Linked DNA regions of Homo sapiens: region 2 is linked to region 1. The links are chromatin loops, found by intact Hi-C in ENCODE. Cell type or tissue: heart left ventricle. All regions are shown on one strand.

Region 1 (2,500 bases):
GCACAAACTTCTCTTTAGGATTGGAAATGCTTCCCTAAGGGTCATTAAAATCACAAGATAAATAACAAAACCTGTGGAGATATTCAAAGGGAAGGAGGACTATGTATCTTGAAAGTGGATAGAGCAGAAACCTGGAGAGACTTAATGGTGTTCACATATAGAAAAGGTTAGAGAGGATTATGTCCAGCTGTTTTCCATCTTCATTGATGACAGGATAAAAGAAAATGGGCATCAACAGGAGGGATTTAGCTAGACATGAAGAATTTCTCTGCTGTTGCAGATTTTAAAAAATTGAAATGTACTGCTTGGTCTGCATGAGGTTTCTACTCTGAAAATCCGCAGATTTGATGTGTAGTAAGGACACGAGAATTAGCACACCGGGTCAGATCAGGGGATTTGCCTGAAAACATCACAGATGTTCCCAAACTGCCATGTCCACATCCACACTTTTCTAGAACAAATTTATATTTTTAGCCTTTGCCAGTTTAATGACTTATGTGCTTTCTGCATATAAATTAGCATTCCTATTTATTAGTTAAGGGCTGTTGCATTGAGGTTAGAAGCACACACTTAGGAGTCAAAAAGCCTGAGTTCCAATCCTGATTTTGCCCCTTGGAGCTGTCTCAGCTTAGCAATTTTTTTATTTTTATGTTTTTCACCCTCTGTTGCCCAGGCTGAAGGGCAGTGGTATGAGCTCAGCTCACTGCAACCTCAACCTCCTGAACTCAAGTGATCCTCCCAGCTCAGCCTCTCGAGTAGCTGGTACTACAGATGTGCATCACTGCATGCAGCTTATTTTGTTTATTTTCTGTAGAGATGAGGTCTCTCTATGTTGCCCAGGCTGGTGTCAAATGTCTTGACTCAAGCAATTCCCCCACCTCAGCCTTCCAAAGTGCTGGGATTACAGGTGTGAGACATAGCATCTGGCACCTCGGCTGAGTAATTGAGTGCTATACCTTGTTTCCTTATCTCTAAAATGGAGATCATAATGGTTCTTACCTTATGGGTGGTTGTAAGCATGCCTGCCATGGAGCAAATGCTCAAAAATGGTCGCCAGGATTATGCTAATGCAGCCCCTTCATAGTTTCAAAGAGGTGCCTCTTAGAGCTAGTATGTAAAGATTTGTTATATTACTTCACTGTTTTGTATGTGTCCATTTTCTAGTCTGCAGTTTCTTCTTGTCCCTCCTCCTCCTTGTCCTCTTCTTTCTCCTTTTCTTCAATCCATTCTCACAGGAAAGTACATTTCTCTCCTTGTTTATGCTACTTGCCATTCTCTGAACTCTCTTCAGGTCCATTACATCTTTCTTGAAGGGAAGTGACCTGGAATTGTTCAAGTGTGATCCTCCCTAAAGGCAGAGAGATGGACTGAATAATTTATGAAGATACCTTCTGGCAATATCAATCTATGCAATGACTTTCAGGTTAAGGGAATTTTCGTTTCCAAACTACCTCATCAGTTAGCAGATATCTCCTTATAACACTAGGGGTCACTATTAAAGCAATATTTCAAAAGCATTAGCCTTCAACCTGCAATAAAATTGAGAAAATCCTTCAGAACACTGCGAGAGAAAAGATATTATACAGGTAGTTTGAGGGCAACAGCTGGGATTTTATCAGGTTCCTAAATTGAAATTCACTTATTTTTATTTTATTTTTTGAGAGGGAGTCTTGCTCTGTTGCCCAGGCTGGAATGTAGTGGTGAGATCTCAGCTCACTGCAACCTCTGCCTCCTGGGTTCAAGCAATTCTCCTGCCTCAGCCTCCCAAGTAGCTGAAATTACAGATGCCCACAACCACACCTGGCTAATTTTTGTATTTTAGTAGAAACGGGGTTTCACCATGTTGGTCAGGCTGGTCTCGAACTCCTGACCTCTAATGATCTGCCTGCCTTGGCCTACCAAAGTGCTGGAATTACAGGCATGAGCCACTGCACCCGGCCTTGAAATTTATTTCTAATCCCTTCTTGTTTCTCACCCCTAGAAAACAATTCCATTTTCCCTGAGGTGGTAAGACCTGGGAAGATCTGGGGGTGAAAAATCTGCTCTGGCTTGGACTGCTGACTTTAAATCCACTTCTCCAGCTCTGACACCTATGCCGAGCCAACTTCCATAGTTCCAAGCACCTTCAACTCATTTCCACGTGGCAGTCCCCGCTGCCTGCAACTTCAACTCCAGACATGTTAAACCAGAATCCACCTCCCAGTCCTTTATTCCCCTCCACTTTCACACCCAAATAGACTCCCTTTCTCAACTTCCTCATTGGTGATTAAGATTCAACCTGCAATTTAAAGGCCCTCATTCACCAAGTCCTTGCTTTTTAAATATATCTGCTTCTGTAAAATTGGAATAACAATAGTGTGCACTTTATAGAGTTGTGGGGATCAAGTAAGGCCTCCATTAGGCAGCCACCAAGAAAGGGCATGGCTCAGTGTAAGATGCCCCTTCAGCCAGACTCCACGCCTCTCCTAGCAACCATCAAGGGGGATCCCCAACCCCTCCA
Region 2 (2,500 bases), 320 kb after region 1:
TTTTGAGTGCCTTATGAGTCAGGCATTTTTGTGGGTGCTGGAGATAATAGTGATGAAAAACAAAAGTCCCTTTTCCTTATAGAACTTAAATTCTAGTGTGGGAAGGCAGATAGTACAGAAATAAATTGATGGATGGATAGATGGATAGGTAGGTATTTGCTATATAGCAGGTACTATTTTTGCTTTTATATAGTGCTGTGGAAATGAGTAAAGTCAGGACAAAGGAAAAGAGAAGGTGATGCTGGGGGGTATTATTTTAAGTTGGATGGTTAGGGAAAGTATCATTGAATAGGGGACATTTGAACAGAGTCCTCTATGAAGGAAGTAAAAGAAATAAAAAGAGGAATAGCTAGCACAAAGACTCTGAGGTTGCAGCACACTTTACCCCTCAAGAAAGAACGGTGACAGAAAGGGTGGAACAAAGTGAGAGAGTAGTAAAATATGAGTTCACAGTGGTGGGGATGTATGTAGATGATAGAAGGACCCAACAGGCAACCATAAAAGACATTGGCTTTTACTCTGAGTGAAATGGGAAGCTCTTAGTGGGTGTTGAGCAGTGGAGTAATAAGATAAAACTTATTTCATCATGCATTTCAGGTACTTACTCCTAATCATAGTAATTAATAAATTATTAATTTGGGGTATAGAAAGTTCATATATGAAGTGGAGGGTGTTGGCTCTTTTAAGAATTCAGTGAAAATCCTAAACTTCTTGCAGAAAGTGATTCCAAGCTTTGAGTTATTCTTCCTGATGATCAGTACAGTTGGTTTACTTTCTTGTTATCTTTGTCCTAAAGCTTCTTAAATCACTTTGTAGCTCAAGCCTAATGGATTATACCTGCCCATGTAAATTCTGAAAATGTTAATGTTGCCTAGTGATTCAGAGGCTTTAGTAATTTACTTAAACTACTTCTTGTTTTATTGGTATAAACTGTATTCCTCAGTGTCTACTATGATTTCAAAGTTAGTATTTGCCTTGGAATTTTTCTTTGAAGCTGGCAACTCTAGTTCAATATAAGACAGGCTCTCAGAGCTCCACTTATTTAACAACTGTATCTATGCCCACTTTTATTCCTCTAAGCATTCCTAGAATAAGCATTTCAAATGGTTTTGAATTATCAAAGGTCTTTTTGAAAAACAAGGTTATTGAGAAAATGTTTAAAAAGTTCATGAGAAAGTTGTCTAAAATACACCCCCCTCCCCCAAGGTAGGCCTGAAATGCCACTAAATCAACAAAGGATAGTCACTAAAAGTTACCCTGTATTTTCTAGGACTTGGGGAAAGTCATGGAGTAGCTGTGCTTTCTCTAAGTAACCTATTTTAAATTTTTTTGAAGAGCAAAATTATTATACCTCTTTTTCATCCAGAATGGAGCTGACTGTAGGCATCTTTTTAAAGTACCCATAGGTCAGGACCTCTCTGGACTTTCCACTACCTTGAAAGACACTGCCAGAAGAATGTTGTTCCCCACACTTAAAAAAGGAAAAGTAATGTTCTTTTCTCCAGCCATTATTTTATGCAAAGTCCAACTTTATTTTATCTGAGCTATCTGAACTTTCAATTTATTTGAAACATTTATTGATTAATATCTATAATGGAGCTTTTAATTTCTCTGATCATTTATCCTTTGTTAGGTTAGCAGAACTGTAACAACACAGTCACTTTCACAGCCACGAATGATACTTTTATAGTCATTTGTGGACATATACTGTGCAGAGTATCACAAAGTTTGAGCCACCTGACAAACTTATTTCCAGTTGAGATCTGCAGGGTGATGCTCTGCCTTCTTGTTGCAGCTCTCATACCATGAACAAGTGTCATTTTCATGGTCCATGAGGAAAAAGCATTTTCCTCATTTTGGTGCTTTTTGTTAGTGATTGTGCAGTTTAGAATGGCCCCCAAACATAGCCTGAAGTTCTGTTTAATGTTCCGAAGTGCAGGAAGGCTGTAATTTGCCTTAAAGATAAACTAATGTGTGTTAAAGAAACTTAATTCAGGCATTAGTTATAATGCTGTTGACCATGAGTTCGATGCTAATGAATCAATGTATATTAAAGATATATTTAGGCAGAAACACGCATAAAAAAGGTTATGCATTGATCAGTTGGCAACAGTGTTGTGACCAGAGGCTTGTGAGAACTGTATTTCCCCTAGGAGCAATGGCTCAGTATTTGTTAATTCAGTGGTTGCAGCAATTTTATAGAACACAATTACTGTGAATGGGAATCAACTGTATTTGATTAACGGTGGTGATTTATAGGGACTTTAGATACCAGAAATGTTTCATAATTCCCTTTCTCTGAAATCACTGTTTTAATATGTTTAAATGCATGCATGCAGAGTTGTGATGTTAAACATAATTTTACTGTGGGTTCTGGTCAAAAAAGATGAAATGTCATTGGTTAACTTGAAAGAGACATTATTCTAAACATTATCCTCCAGAAAATTGACATGTACAGGAAGCATATTGAATGCTCAGCAAATAATTTGTTTTAGAGTAA

Evidence for each region. Hi-C counts contacts between places; a loop is a spot of excess contacts. Peaks named below come from ENCODE experiments on the same cell type or tissue, not always from the same donor. Only the 100,000 strongest peaks of a DNase experiment are listed, where the experiment ranks them.
Region 2: it touches region 1 in a loop (3.0-fold over the local background); 25 of 110 quality-filtered maps call a loop at or near these places.

Annotation. Positions count from the first base shown.
Region 1 is chr4:152,734,506-152,737,005 of GRCh38, reverse strand. No RefSeq gene overlaps it. Among named protein-coding and RNA genes, the nearest start is that of TIGD4, 44 kb to the left of the region's middle. In heart left ventricle, a CTCF peak has its summit at 1,489 (motif pointing right); no DNase peak of the experiment used is centred here.
Region 2 is chr4:152,413,676-152,416,175 of GRCh38, reverse strand. The region is part of intron 2 of FBXW7 (F-box and WD repeat domain containing 7); the gene reads left to right. Among named protein-coding and RNA genes, the nearest start is that of MIR3140, 74 kb to the left of the region's middle. In heart left ventricle, no CTCF peak of the experiment used is centred here; no DNase peak of the experiment used is centred here.